Regions from separate parts of the Homo sapiens genome. Here region 1 is linked to region 2. The links are chromatin loops, found by intact Hi-C in ENCODE. Cell type or tissue: PC-9. All regions are shown on one strand.

The links. Peaks named below come from ENCODE experiments on the same cell type or tissue, not always from the same donor. Only the 100,000 strongest peaks of a DNase experiment are listed, where the experiment ranks them.
Region 1: a loop joins it to region 2, with 4 times the contacts of the local background. A loop is called at or near these places in 3 of 110 quality-filtered maps.

Annotation. Positions count from the first base shown.
Region 1 is chr20:23,917,170-23,925,169 of GRCh38, forward strand. It overlaps the pseudogene CSTP1. Among named protein-coding and RNA genes, the nearest start is that of CST5, 41 kb to the left of the region's middle. RefSeq lists an enhancer at 513-1,304. In PC-9, no CTCF peak of the experiment used is centred here; a DNase peak (open chromatin) is centred at 3,112; H3K27ac peaks cover 1,099 bases.
Region 2 is chr20:24,927,534-24,935,533 of GRCh38, forward strand. LINC02967 (long intergenic non-protein coding RNA 2967) reads left to right here. Exons shown (of 3, transcript XR_001754563.2): 2 at 3,106-3,241; 3 at 3,814-5,452. Among named protein-coding and RNA genes, the nearest start is that of LINC02967, 13 kb to the left of the region's middle. In PC-9, CTCF peaks have their summits at 3,667 and 3,869; DNase peaks (open chromatin) are centred at 2,568 and 3,088; H3K4me3 peaks cover 2,191 bases; H3K27ac peaks cover 3,772 bases.

The DNA of each region.
Region 1 (8,000 bases), 1.0 Mb before region 2:
GAGCACCTCGCTGCATGGAAGACTTTTCCACCAACCACCACCTGCTGCTCTGCCCTCTGCACCTGTCTCCCAGCAAAAGCATGAATCACTAAGCACACCCTCCACCGAAAGGTTGAGGCCCAGACTTACATCTCCCCAGCTCATGGCCTCCTGGGCTCTGCTTCATTCCTACATCCCAAAGATTCTGTTAAATCCCATCGCGGTGGAGAGCAAATGGAAGCAGATGCTTCCTACTGTCCCTGTCAGACCATTCTCCTCCTGGCTTTCTAGGGTAGCATATGGGGTGCTGGCCTCAGGGCTGTTTGGGCAGATTTCCCTTTGGCATTTTACCCTCACTGTTCATGGCAGCAGCCCTCCCTCACTGCAGCTGTAGGCATGGAAGATATTTGAGAGCCCTGCCCCAGAGGCACTGGCCGTGAGGGCTGCACTCCTCTGTCTTGAAATGGCAAAAGGAAGGGCTGTGCAGGACGGGCTACATCTTAGTGGATTTTTGTGACACAAATATCCACTATTCTACAGGATGATGCTGACAAGAAAAGGATGTGTTCTATTTATTAAATAGAACCTCCTTGGAAAAAGAAGAGAGTCCATTGCATGGCAGTCCTGCTTGTGTTCTAACTTTTCCATCCCTAACATTAAGCTTGACATGAGGACTGGTTTTCAATTCAAGTCCAGATAATGGACCTGTGGGCGCGAATTATTAAAACCTTCATAGGGCACCGCCTCCCAGCGTGGGCTGCACCCTCCCAGAACGGATGACAGCAGGCGCTGCTTTCTCTGTGATCTTGCCCATCCTTGGTCTGGTTGGCATTTCTTCCAATCAGTTACACGCACACAAACACACACTTTTGGACTTTGTTTCCATGTAGGGGCCTAAAATCTCCTATGGAAAGAAGCACACATCGATTGCTATATGTTTAGTGTCTAGGGGATTTGATGAGAGCAGCTCAGTCCCTGGAGTCTGCTCAACTCTGCAAGCACAGATGGAATCTACGGCCTGGCGAGCTCCACTGAGGCCTGGCCCCTGGCTGTGGATATAGCCAGCCCCCTCCTCCTGGTCTGACCAAGAGCTCAGACCAAAACAGCAGCCCAGCTTCGCGGGCAGCAGCCTGGGCCCACTCCTCTCCCTGACCCCCTCACCAGGGGCTGCTGCAGCTGAAGGCCTGGGTCCCGAGCCCCTGGCTGCTCGCTCCCTGCTCTGAGGCTCAGGTCTCCTATAGCAGCAGCTCCCCTGACAGCCTTGCTGTGGCCATGTCAGCTCCCAGATACTCCTCTGATCTCCACACCAGCAGGACAAGGAGGTTTCATAAAGGAACTGCGGAAACCTTTCTGTGTGCACATCCCTAGACAGCCAAGAACTCAGAGGGAGGCGATGCTACTGTTTAATTGCAGGAAGTGGGGGGCTGTGAGAAGCAAGAAAAAAGGAGCAAGGACAGAGCCCCCTGCTGAGCAACAAAGTCCTCCTGCTGCCTTCTCTTTTGGCTCCTGGTGCAGGCACATGGGGAGACCTCCCCCAGGGTTGGGGCCACCAGTCCACGGGTGGGAGCACTACAGGGGGTGGGAGTAGGAGGTGGTCAGTGCGGCTGGCCTTGCACAGACCCCTAGGCTTTCCCACACCTGGATTTCACCAGGGACATTCTGTCCTTCAAGGGAACTTCGTAGATCTGGAAAGAGCAGAACTGTTTCTGTGAAAGGAAAGAGAGGGGGACAATCAGTGTGGGTTGCAGTTAAATCAGAAGACACCCAGGTATATCATTTCAGAGTGGGGCAAGGACAGATCCAGGTGAGACACTGGGTTCTCACCCTCCCCCGCTGAGTCCCAGAGCACTGAGCCCGACTGCACAGTGACTGTTCCATCACCCCTCTCAAGGCTCCAAGTCACCAGGTGGCATTGGGCCCCCACCCCAGCCTGCAGGATTCCTGCCCCAGCACAACCCGAGCTTGTGCATGGCCTCGGGAGCCCCAAGGGTGCAGGGCAGGGGGAGGTGGCTCACTGCCCCCAGCTCCTTCCACCTCCAGCACTCAGGCCAGCACTAAGAGGGACCAGAGGGAAGAACCCAGGGAACTGGAAACTGTAACTCAAAAGGGTAGTGAGGAGATGACAAGGAGAGTGTGGCTCTCCCCTGAACAGAGACCTCACAAGAAATCCTGGGTTCTTAGAGAAGCTGGTGTTGGGTGAGCTGGGGCAGGTCCAGGGCTTCACTGCTAACAGGCATTTAATTCCCTCTAATCTGCTCAGAGAGGCTGTGGCTGTGGGCAGGTGCATGAGGCTGGGATTAGACAGAGCCTCTTCTCTCTGACCAGAACCCAGCCCTCCTCCAGTCCAGCAGGCAATACCCCAAAGCACACAGGGTGGAGCTCCCAGTACCCCCATTCCCAAGCTAAAGCCCTCTTAGCAAATCAAATTAATCACCCGTCTCCACACCACCTCATCTGCACACACATAGGCGTCTCCATAAGCTCACCCCAACCCTCACCCACACAGATCTATGCATGAACCCACATGCATACTCCCTCAAACATCCATCTACCCACATACACACACACTCTCATGTACCTCCCACATGTGGGCACACACATGCTCCATTCCACATACACCCATATATGCATACCACCCCCACATACATGTATGTACACATATAACTCCACATTCACACACACATGCATGCCCCTCACAACAGGCACCTGCACGTGTGTGCACAAACCCACATGCATCTCCACAGGCACATGCGCACACCCATGCATGCATGGCTTTCATGCATCTGCACTCATGCTCCATTCCCTTCAAAACATGTGCAGGAGCAGACACACACACACACACACACACACACACACACACACCACTCACACCCCTCTGCACTGCCTGACATCCCTGACCCACATCAGTCACATACCTCCTTCAACTGTGGCTGGTCACTGAAGAGACAGTTGTCCAAGTCTGGCTGAGACTTAGTGCATGTGGTTAGGTCTATCTTCATATCAAAGAAGTAGCTCACCCAGCCCACATCTACAAGCACGAAAGAGCAGGGTGCATGGGAAGCACACTGTCAGTTCCGTGCACACACAGGCATTTCACTGTGATTGAGTCACTGGGTTTGCCTGGGGCTTCATGCCTGCCTTTCTGAACCGCCCACACTGTCACCCACAAGGCATACACACTGGCTGGCAGTGGCCCCGGGCGCCAGGCCTCCCTGATAACTTGTTTTCTCTAAGTAACTGAAACAAGGTGTCTCATGCAGCCCAGTAGGAGGAGAAGCAAGGGCAGGGCAGATGGAAGCCAAGGCCTAAAACCCCCTTCATTGGATTCAGGAATAGAAGGCACAGCTCTGGGGAGCCAGCCAGGGTGGGGCAAAGAAACAGTCCTGGCACCAGGTTTGCAGGGCGGGTTTAAGCAGCAAGTGAATGCTCTTTCCCACAGCAAAGGATTAACTGATTTCTGCTACTTGTGGCTCAGAGGCCAGGGACACTTGACCTGTCCTAGGAAGGCTGTCACCTGATGATGAAATTTCTGCTAACTTCCAGCTCCTGGCATCCAGCCCATAGAGCATCTCATTCCCTCTATTAACCTAGATTTATTTATGCTTCATATACAGCAGGAAATGAGAGGCTTCACATGCACAGATGTTTTAGGCCAATAACATATTGTCTCTGTAGGATCTCCATTCTAAGTGTGTTGTTGGAAGCAATATTTCTAAAGTGAGCAGCACACCTGCATGTCTTATATTTGTGATTGCAGAGTGGAATTGAGCCCTTTTCCCTGCACAAGGCCTCCTCCAGACATGAATGGTGAGAACTGTGAAGCAGTGTGAGACAAGGAGCCCCGGGGACCACGTGCAAGTCCTGAGATCTCTCTGGTGTCAGTTTGCTCACTGTAAAACATGCTTCAGGGCCCAGTGATCCTTATCATCCCATGTGAGTGTCACACTTGAGAGAGGGGTACAGGCCAGCAGGGATCCTGGCAGCAGGGAGTGCCCCTCCTGTGCAGGGAGAGGGCCCCAGCTGACAGCTGCAGGAGGAGAAACGGGGCTGGTCTGGACTCCTCTGAATTTCCAAGGGAAGGTGGAGGAGAGCCAAAGGCTGTGTCACTGTTTGTTGCTGTGCCATGGGATGCAGGTCAAAATGGAACCAGTAGCCCTGCTGAAGCTCCCTCCCGACCTGACCCCCTCCTCCACTATGCTGGGTGACTGCTGTCCTCATCTGGTTGAGGTCTGATGCTATGTCAGCTGGCAAAAGCAGGGTCAGGCGTGCTCCACCCCAGAAGGAACTCAGCTGCCCTGGGCTGTCGGGGGTGGTCAGCCAGCCTGAGGGTGAAGGCCACTCGCCCTAGGGGGTTGTGCCCAGGGGTGTGACTTTGGGAGGGAAGCAGGGCTCTGCAGGACAAGGAGCTAGGCTCCGGTGTGGCCCCTGCAGAGAGGACTCAGGGAGGAGGATGAGCCTTATGGCCTGGATCTCATCCTGAGCAGCACCAAGCCCACCCAGAGCCAGCATAGTCTCCATCCACACCTGCTGGACCCTGGGAAATGCCACGGTCATGGCACAGACCCAGGAGCTGATGCAGGTTAAAGGAGGCCAAGTGGACAGGACAGGGCTGAGCTCATGCACTCATGGCCCGGGAGCGTCCTAGGGCATGAAGGCTGTCAACAGACAGTCAGAGAAAGCTGAATGAGTCTGAGCATTAGATCATGAATGTGTCAGTGCTGATTTGCTGGGAATGCTCTTGGGGTTAGGGGGCAAATCTGGCTGGGACTCAGGACCCCTTGGGTGGTGGCATCACCCACCTGCTGTTGGCCTGGCAGCACCTGCGGGGTGACTGTAGTGTTCATCATTCTCTCCTTGTTGTACTCACTGATGGCGAAGTCCAGGGCATGCTGCCATCTATCATCATTAAGGTCTGCATCACAGATGTCACTTTGAATGATCTTTCTAGCCAGAGCTGGGGGACTCTAGGCTAGGGCCACAAACAGGGCAGCCAGCAAGGGCAGTGGAGTGTGCAGGGGCCAGGTTGTGGTCTGCTGGGACAAGGACAAAGAGTGAGAAGGGGGAAGTGCAGGAGAGTGAAGGGGCATGATCCTGAGGCAGGGAGCCCAGACCAGCAGGCAGCTGTGCATTAGGATAAATGGATAAAAGCAAGACAGCCTGGGGGCCCCCAGCCCCACGTCCTTCCATGCCCTGCCCCTAGATTCTCCCTCTCTTTCTGCCCCTCCTCTTTTTCCTTTGTCTCCCATTCCATCTCCCCTCACCTCTCTCCCTGCCTAAGTCCCCCTGTTCTTCCAGGCCCTTCTCCTCCATCTCCCCCTTCTCCTAACTCCTCTCTCCAATCCCCAGCTCACTTCAGTCTTGCCCTTCCTTCCCAGTGCTCCCAAGATTGGGTCACCCTGGTCTCCAGAAAGGTGACACTGCTGTCTGTGTTGTGAAACAAGGTGACCTTCTACTTCCTTAGAAAAGGGAAAAATAAAAGGCTTGGCATCCTGGGGTCTTCAGATGTCAGGGAAATCTGAGAGCACTTGGTGAAAGTTGGGAATCCCTGGCGCAGGGAGACTATTTTAAACACTCCTGGAAGACCTTGTCCATTCCCTGTTCTGGGGAACTTCTTTGCCAAACATAAAGGAATTAACCTTTTGGGAAAAAGTCAGTGGGTTCTCTTTTCATAACTCATTATTTAATAAACAAACCTGTCACCAACTTCTCCCAGCACCATGTGGTCTAGAGCTTGGGATGGAGCCTGGGTGACTGAGCTATGGACGTGACATTGCAGAGCCGCTGCCCAACAGATTGTGACATGAACCCATGAGCAATTTTCTGTTTTCTAGGAAACACATTGAAAAAAGAAAAGAGAAACTGGTGAAAATAATTTAAAGAATATCTCTTTTTTAACCTTATATATCGAAAATATTATTTCAACACATAGGAACAACAATTATTAATAAGAGAGTTTACATTCTTTTGGGTATGTGTAAGTCTCTGAAATTTTTACACTTAGACCAAGTGTCATCTTGGACTGGCCCCATTTCCAACATCCCATGGTCACCTGTGGCTGGTGGCTGTGGAACTGCACAGCCGAAGTTAGGGTGTGTGTGGAGATGGGGAGCAGTGATCAGATGAGGGGAGTAGATCTGTTCTGCAGGAAGTGAAATAGAATGGAGGGTGGAGAGAGATGGGTGCCACCGGACCCTGGTCAGGGAGGTCTCTATGAGACTGGAAAGGTGAGAAGCCCTGTTTAGACAGGAAACAGCTCCAGGCAGCAGGAACAGCCAGTGCAAAGGCCCTGAGGTGGGGCTGAGTGTGCCTGTTCCAGGAAGAGGAAGCCCCTGGAGGGAACGTGAGCAGGGAAGAGAAGGACCTGGAGTCTCACAGTAACTGGGGGTGGGGCCAAGTGGAAGGTGCAGGGAGACCCCCTGGCAGGTGGTAAGAGTTGGCAGTACAGGGATCAGCAGCCGCGGGATGAATGTGGGAGCCACACTTCGGGCTCCTTTCCTCTCTTCACTGCTTGGAAAACTCATCTGACTTTATGACATTACAGTGAATGAGGTCGGATTTACATACAATAAAATGCCCAATTGCAAGTGCCCAACTTGGGGGATTTCATAAATGCATATACCTGTGTTACCACTTTGTCCAGACCTGTGACATCTGCCTTGCCCCAGATGGTATCCTCTTGCCTCTCAAGCCCACTCTCGTGCCCACCCCACCCTGGCAGCCCCTATCCAGCCCTGTAGACTCCTTTGTCACCTGTCCTTGAGCTTCCCAGGAATGGAGTCCTGCAGAGAGAGCCCATGTGTGTCTTTGTCCTTTGCTCAGCGTGGCTTTCCAGCGAGCCCTGAGTTGCTTCATTGCCAGGATTGTGAGTTCTCCTTCTCCCCAGATGAGGAGATGGGTCAGCTGGGTGCTCTGTGGGGTGACAAAGTCCCCAGCTCGGATGGCTGCGGGCCTGGGCTGGAATGTGACTCCAGGAGTGGGGAGGGTGGAAGGAGGCTCTGAACAGACAGCTGCTCCCTTTGTTCTCTCAACCCCACCCTCCATGCCTAAAGGTGACCCTGTGGCAAATCCCTTATGGTGAAGTGGCAGCCTTGGCCAGAAACGCCAGGAAATTCTGGGCCTTTGCCAGGGACCCAGAGGACTCTCCTGGGAGTGGTGGAGGTGAGGGTTGGCCAGTGTCAGCCCAGACCTGCTGTAATCCTGGGTCTCAGCCATGGCTGGGGCTGGATCAGCAGGAACCCGGCAGTGGGAACAATATTACTTACGGATGCTCATATTCATTGTTAAGATTGGGAAACTTGTTACCCAAGGCCAAGTGACCCTCTCACCCACTGTGAATCCAGCACCCCTAGAAAAGCTGTGCACCCCAGCAGATACAGTAGGAGGCCCAGGGATGGTGTTTACTGCTGGGTGAGGGAAGGAAGGCCCTCAAACAGGGCAGCGCATGATGCCTCCTAGTTAGACAAGAAAGACTGGGAGCTCCACAGATAAGAGAAAGAGGGGTCAGCCCCTGGCCAGGTACTTCCAAGCACAATGGTCATCTCCCAAGTGTGGGGGTTGGTTCTTCTCTGTGGCCCCCAGCTTCTTGAAGCCACTGGGGCTCCAATCTCAGGAAGATGTGTTGTACAGAGGGTAAGATTAAATAATCACAAATCTCCTAACTTCTATCACTAGGAAGAAGGTGCAGGTCACCCAGATAGGGGGAGGGTAGTGGTGAGTGGAATGTGGGGGAAGAGGGGCTGGAGTGCTGACCTGCACCCCTGAATGTGATGACATTACCTATGGTCATCCTCTGTCAGGACACTAGCATGTGCTGCAGGGAGGGCCAGCTGTCCTGATCAATGACTGCTGTAATCCTAACAGGACAGACAGCATTGGTGGGCACTCTCAGGAGCTACGGGAGCCAAGTCCAGTGCGGGTGATGGGAAGTGGAAGGTTAGGGTAGCTGGACAGCTGCTCCAGATATTTGGTGACCTTAGGCAAATGTTTTGCCTTCTCTGCATCATGCATCTGGAGAGGTGGGC
Region 2 (8,000 bases):
GCACATATACACCATGGAATACTATGCAGCCATAAAAAATGATGAGCTCATGTCCTTTGTAGGGACATGGATGAAACTGGAAACCATCATTCTCAGCAAACTATCACAAGGACAAAAAAAACAAACATCTCATGTTCTCACTCATAGGTGGGAATTGAACAATGAGAACACATGGACACAGGAAGGGGAACATCACACTCCGGGGACTGTTGTGGGGTGGGGGGAGGGGGGAGGGATAGTATTAGGAGATATGCCTAATGCTAAATGATGAGTTAATGGGTGCAGCACACCAACATGCCACATGTATACATATGTAACAAACCTGCACATTGTGCACATGTACCCTAAAACTTAAAGTATAATAATAATAAAATAAAATAAAAAGTTATTTTCAGTAATTAAAAAAAAAAAAAAGAAACTCAGCCTGGCTATCAGAGCTTGCAGTGTAACCAGTGTGCTTATTGTAAAGAAATAGGACATTGGAAGAACAAATGCCCTCAGCTAAAAGGAAAACAAGGTGACTCAGAGCAGCAGGCCCCAGACAAGGAGGATGGGGCCCTGCTCAACCTGGCAGAAGGGTTACTGGAATGAGGGGGACTGGGCTCAAGGGCCCCCAAAAAGCCTGTGGTCAGGATGAAAGTTGGGGGTAAAGACATTGATTTTCTTTTAGATACCGGTGCTGAACATTCTGTAGTAACCACCCCGGTCGCCCCCTTATCCAAAAAGACTCAACATAATTGGAGCCATGGGGGTTTCAGCAAAGCAAGCTTTCTGCTTGCCCCGGACTTGTACTGCAGGAGGACATAAAGTGATTCATCAGTTTTTGTACATGCCTGACTGTCCCTTGCCCTTGTTGGGAAGGGACTTGCTTAGCAAGCTGAGAGCCACTGTCTCTTTTACAGAGCATGGCTCTTTGCTGCTAAAGTTACCCAGAACGGGAGTTATTATGACCCTTACGGTCCCCCGAGAGGAGGAATGGAGACTTTTCTTAATGAGCCAGGCCAAGTGGTGGCCAAGAGTGTGGGCAGAAGACAACCCTCCAGGGTTGGCAGTCAACCAAGCCCCCGTACTTATAGAAGTTAAGCCTGGGGCCCAGCCAGTTAGGCAAAAACAGTACCCGGTCCCCAGAGAAGCTCTTGAAGGTATCCAGGTCCATCAAGCGCCTAAGAACCTTTGGAATTATGGCTCCTTGTCAATCTCCATGGAACACTCCCCTCCTGCCTGTTCCCAAGCCTGGGACCAAGGACTAAAGGCCGGTACAGGATTTGCACTTGGTTAATCAAGCTACAGTGACTTTACATCTAACAGTACCTAACCCGTACACATTGTTGGGGTTGCTGCCAGCTGAGGACAGCTGGCTCACCTGCTTGGACCTTTCTTTAGCATCAGATTAGCCCCTGAGAGCCAGAAACTGTTTGCCTTTCAGTGGGAAGATCCAGAGTCAGGTGTTACTACTCAGTACACTTGGACCCAGCTTCCCCGAGGGTTCAAGAACTCCCCCACCATCTTGGGGGAGGAGACCTCCAGAAGTTTCCCACCAGAGACCTAGGCTGCATGTTGCTCCAGTACATTGATGACTTTCTGCTGGGACACCCCACGGCAGTCGGGTGGGCCAAGGGAACAGATGCCCTACTCTGGCACCTGGAGGACTGTGGGTATAAAGTGTCCAAGAAAAAAGCTCAGATCTGCCGACAGCAGGTACGTTACTTGGGATTTACTATCTGACAGGGGGAGCGCAGCCTGGGATCAGAAAGAAAGCAGGTCATTTGCAATCTACCAGAGCCTAAGACCAGAAGGCAGGTGAGAGAATTCTTAGGAGCTGTGGGGTTTTGCAGACTGTGGATCCCAAACTTTGCAGTATTAGCCAAGCCTTTGTATGAGGTCACAAAGTGGGGGGAACAGGAACTTTTTGAATGGGAATCCCGACAACAACAAGCCTTTCATAAGTTAAAGGAAAAACTTATGTCAGCCCCAGCCCTGGGGCTACCCGATCTGACAAAGCCTTTTACATTGTATGTGTCAGAGAGAGAAAAGATGGCAGTTGGAGTTTTAACCCAAACTGTGGGGCCCTGGCCGAGGCCGGTGGCCTACCTCTCTAAACAACTACATGGGGTTTCTAAAGAATGGCCCCCATGTTTGAGGGCCTTGGCAGCAACTGCCCTGCTAGTACAAGAAGCAGATAAGCTGACTCTTGGGCAAAACCTGAACATAAAGGCTCCCCATGCTGTGGTGACATTAATGAATACTAAAGGACATCATTGGCTAACGAATGTTAGACTCACCAAGTACCAAAGTTTGCTCTGTGAAAATCCCTGTATAACCATTAAAGTTTGTAACACCCTGAACCCTGCTACCTTGATCCCAGTATCAGAGAGCCCTGTCAAGCATGACTGTGTAGAAGTGTTGGACTCAGTCTACTCTAGCAGATCTGACCTCTGAGACCGGCCTTGGGCATCAGTAGACTGGGAACTATACGTGGATGGGAGCAGCTTCATCAACCCACAAGGAGAGAGATGTGCAGGGTATGCTATGGTAACCCTGGACACTGTTATTGAAGACAGATCATTGCCCCAGGGCACTTCAGCCTAGAGAGCTGAACTCATTGCTTTAATTTGGGCCCTAGAACTCAGTGAAGGTAAGACTGTAAACATTTACACTGACTCTCGGTATGCCTTTTTAACCCTTCAAGTGCATGGAGCGTTATATAAAGAAAAGGGCCTATTGAACTCTGGGGGAAAGGACATAAAATATCAACAAGAAATTTTGCAATTATTAGAAGCAGCATGGAAACCCCACAAGGTGGCAGTTATGCATTGCAGAGGACACCAGCGAGCTTCCATCTTGGTGGGTTTGGGGAATTCCTGCGCTGACTCAGAGGCTCGAAAAGCAGCATCTGCCCCCTTCCAGGCATCAGTCACAGACCCCCTGCTCCCTCAAGCACTTGATCTTGTAGCTACTTATTCGGGAGAATAGCTCTGCCACAGCTGCTAGGAGCCGCAATTGTACTGGTTTTGCATGAAACCACCCATCTAGGTCAGGAGTCACTTGAAAAGTTGTTAGGCCGGTATTTCTACATCTCATATTTGTCAACCCTTGCCAAAACAGTGACGCAGCAGTGTGTTACCTGCCGACAGCATAATGTGAGGCAAGGTCTAGCTGTTCCCCCCCGGCATACAAGCTTATAGAGCAGCCTCCTTTGAAGATCTCCAGGTGGACTTCACAGAGATGCCAAAGTGTGGAGGTAACAAGTATTTACTAGTTCTTTTGTGTACCTACTGTGGGTGGGTGGAGGCTTATCCAACACTAACTGAGAAAGCTCGTGAAGTAACCTGTGTGCTTCTTCGAGATCTTATTCCTAGATTTGGACTGCCCTTACGGATCAGCTCAGATAATGGGCTAACGTTTGTGGCTGACTTGGTACAGAAGATAGCAAAGGTATTGGGGATCATTTGGAAACTGCATGCCGCCTACCGGCCTCAGAGTTCCAGAAAGGCAGAGCAGATGAATCAGACTATCAAAAATAGTTTAGGGAAAGTATGTCAGGAAACAGGATTAAAATGGATACATGCTCTCTATAGTATTATTTAAAATTAGATGTACCCCTTCTAAAAGAACAGGATATTCCCCTTAGGAAATATTATATCATGGGACCCTTCCCATATTGCAGGGACTTCCAGGCACTTCCTGAGAGTTAGGTGAAATTGAGTTACAGCGACAGCTACAGGCTTTAGGAAAAATTACACAAACAATCTCAGCCTGGGTAAATGAGAGACCCTGTTAGCTTATTCTCCCCAGTTCACCTTTTCTCCCCAGGTGTTCGAGTGTGGATCAAGGACTGGAACGTAGCCTCTTTGTGCCCATGGTGGAAAGGACCCCAGACTGTCGTCCTGATCACTCCCACTGCTGTGAACGTAGAGAGAATCCTAGCCTGGATCCATCACAACCGTGTAAAACCTGCAGCGCCTGAATCCTGGGAGGCAAGACCAAGTCTGGACAACCCCTGCAGAGTGACCCTGAAGAAGATGACAAGCCCTGCTCCAGTCACACCCAGAAGCTGACTGGTCCACGCACAGCCGAAGCATGAGGAAGCTCATTGTGGGCTTCATTTTTCTTAAATTTTGGACTTACAGTAAGGGCTTCAACTGTTCTTACTCAAACTGGGGACTATTCCCAGTGTATTCATCAGGTCAGTGAGGTAGGACAGCAAATGAAAACAATCTTTCTGTTCTATAGTTATTATCAATGTATGGGAACGTTAAAAGAGACTTGTTTGTATAATGCCACTCAGTACAAGGTATGTAGCCCAGGAAATGACTGACCTGATGTGTGTTATAACCCATCTGAGCCCCCTACAACCACCAGTTTTGAAATAAGATTAAGAACTGGCCTTTTCCTAGGTGATACAAGTGAAATAATAACTAGAACAGAAGAAAAAGGAATCCCCAAACAAGTAACTTTAAGATTTGACGCTTGTGCAGCCATTAATAGTAACAAGCTAGGAACAGGATGTGGTTCTCTTAACTGGGAAAGGAGCTACAGAGTAGAAAATAAATATGTTTGTCATGAGTCAGGGGTTTGTGAAAATTGTGCCTTTTGGCCATGTGTTATTTAGGCTACTTGGAAAAAGAACAAAAAGGACTTGGTTCATCTTCAGAAAGGGGAAGCCAACCCCTCCTGTGCTGCCAGTCACTGTAACCCACTAGAACTAATAATTACCAATCCCCTAGATCCCCATTGGAAAAAGGGAGAATGTGTAACCCTGGGGATCAAAGGGACAGGGTTAAACCCCCAAGTTGCCATTTTAGTTCAAGGGGAGGTCCACAAGCACTCTCCCAAACCAGTGTTTCAAACCTTTTATGAGGAGTTAAATCTGCCAGCACCAGAACTTCTGAAAAAGATAAAAAATTTGTTTCTCCAATTAGCAGAAAATGTAGCTCATTCCCTTAATGTTACTTCTTGTTATATATGCGGGGGAACCACTATCAGAGACCGATGGCCTTGGGAAGCCTGAGAGTTGGTGCCCACTGATCCAGCTCCTGATATAATGGGGGCTTGTCCAGGATCTCATCAGGACTGGATGGCTCTCGCTGGACTATACTGGATATGTGGGCAGAGAGCCTACATTCAGTTACCTAATGAATGGGCAGACAGTTGTGTTATTGGCACTATTAAGCCATCCTTTTTCTTATTACCGATAAAAACTACTGGTACTATCTGTAAATTCCAGACATTGTATGAGAAAGCACTGTAAAACTTTTTGTTCTGTTAGCTGATATATGTAGCCTCCAGTCACATTCCTCATGCTTACTTGATCTATCATGACCCTTTCACGTGGACCCCTTAGAGTTGTAAGCCCTTAAAAGGGCTAGGAATTTCTTTTTGGGGGAGCTTGGCTCTTAAGACATGAGTCTGCCAATGCTACCGGCCAAATAAAAACCTCTTCCTTCTTTAATCCAGTGTCTCAAGAGTTTTGTCTGCAGCTCATCCTGCTACATTCTCTTCATCAATAAGGATGTATGGTAGTGTAGATGTTCATTGGCTTGATTTAGCCATTCCACAGTGCAGACAGACATACTTGCAAAACTTCATGCTATACACCATATGTGTTCAATATGTATTTGTCAATTAAAATAAATTTTGTTAAAGAGAAAAGGGAAGAAAGTCATACAGTGTTAAGGAGGTGCCTGGTGCCTCGTAGTACTATAAACACCTTCCTCTCATCATTATTATTTCTAGCATTGTAATTAATGATATTATGTTACCCTGTGGCCCCCTGGTGCCCTTGGTGGAGGCTGTAGTTTTGGAGGCCACAAGTCAACTCAGGTCCCTGCCCTTCTCACAGGGTGGCACGGCAGGGCCACTGGGACAGGACAGCCCCACCATGAGCACTGCATGATTCCATCAACCCACACCCACATGGCACAAATGCCTCCCTGCAGGAGCCCGGCCCTCCCAGCCTCTCCTGGGAGCCCAGTCCCAGCACTCTGGGTCAACCACGACCTCCCTCCCAGTGGGGGCTCTGATGGCCACACCCTGCTGTCCCTGCAGCCCTGCAGCTGGGTGTGGTGAGGACTGCATGCTGAGGTCCATGCTGATGTCAGCACCAGCTGCAAGGACAGAGGGTCCCCTTCCCAGAACTGAGCACACTTGCTTCAGATGACCGCTCGCAAGGACCCCAACTCACAACCCACCAAGCCGTGTTCTGGCCCCCACACTCATCCTTGCCTCTGCAGAAACAACAGACACTCAGGGAGTCACAGGTCAGACCTGCAGGCCTTCCCTTCAGAAAAGGGGTAGCCTCCAGCGGTGCCCTAGGCTTGCAGTTCCAGAATGTTCTCAAGTCACCAGATGGATGCATTTGCAAGCAGACAGCTATGCAGATGGTCAGACCATGGCCTGAGCTGTCAGAAAGGGCAGGGAGTAAATGAGCCTCACTGCCCTGAACCTCAGTTTTCTCATGTGTAAAGTGGGGACACTCACATGCACCTGAAAGGGTCATGATGAAATGAATGGAACCAATGTGAGAACGCACACAGGAGGCCATCAGTACATGTCAACTACTCTGAGGATCTCCATCCACTCAGCCACCTCCACGTTTGCTGCCTCCAGCTGCAGCTCTTGGGGTGGCTCTGGGTGTCAGTATAGGTGAGTCGACCCTGGGAACGCAGGTGCAGGGCCACACAGCCGGCTGCTTTGACATGTCTTTCAGGAAACATGGCTTTTCACAATCAAGACTATAACAGCTGCTGCTTTTTGAGTGCTGTGTGGGGACTGCTCTAAGTGCCCCAGGGCACTGTCTCATTTACCCTCACAGGGCTTCCAGCATTGGCCATTTCACCCCCATATGTCTTCAGATGAGATGGAGGCCAAGGCTGGCTTCACAGGTGCGGCACTCCCCACAGCCCCACAGAACCTGGCTGGGGCCCTTCGTGCAGGGCAGAGTCCGAGGTTCAGAAGGCCTGTGTGCCACCTGCAGTCACAGAGGCAGCTGAGCTGGGGCCAAACTCAGGGTCCCCGACAACCAGGCCCATGCCCACCCAACAGGCCTGACTGCCCTCAGCCTCTAGCACCCCCAGCCAGGGTCAACAGCATGGGACCCGCCCTGACAGGAATCCTGTCTTGACTAGGCCCAGGAATGCTGTGTCACATCAGGCCTTCCTTCCCATGCACCCTCAAAACCCCACGGTGGGCAGCTGCAGGACAGATCCGCAACTCCCTTCAGAGTTCTAGGCATTGCCCTGTTCTTCATTTCTGTGGCTCCCCACCTGTCCCATGCAAAGGCCCTCAAACCCAAGCCCCAGATGGCACCAGAGATGCTCTGAGCAGAGGCAGTTCCATCTGCCTTTGTAAGTGAATATGAGCATCTGCACACTATACATGCTTCTAAAGGCTCTGAGAAGTCCTGCATCAAGAGACTGCTTGGTTTTCTTTACCTCCACATTCCTCATGTGTTTTTGTGCAAGAGAACGTATGGGTACACACACCTGACATCTGAGAGTTTGGAAGCCCCATTCCTGCTATAAGGATAACAGAAAACCACCTAGCTGTCAGGGAGCTCAAACTGAGCCATGCCCCATCACTCCTCTCCACCTCACACGAAGCCTAAGAGATGAACAGTCAAACCTCTCCTTTATCCCTTCTTTTGTTTGGGTTTGTTTTGTAACAGACAGGGAAACTAGAGTATGGGGAAGTCCAGCGAGCCCCCTGCATCCCACAGCCGGCACCCAGGAGACCCCTGAGGCCTCCCAGGAACATGTCATTCCATGGGTCAAGGAGGGTGGCAGGGTTCCCAGTGCAGAGAAGGGCTGGGCACCACTTCTCCTTCCTGAACTTTCTGAAGGCCAGAAGGACACCACCATGGCTGGGCATGTGGCATAGGGATCAGTGCCTGGGAGAAGGGGCCCCACTGGCCCCACAGCCCTTGGAGGTTGCAGAGGGATTATAATGATTCTCATTGTCATCATTATCAGTATCATATGGATCTCGATGCTTTTTAAATA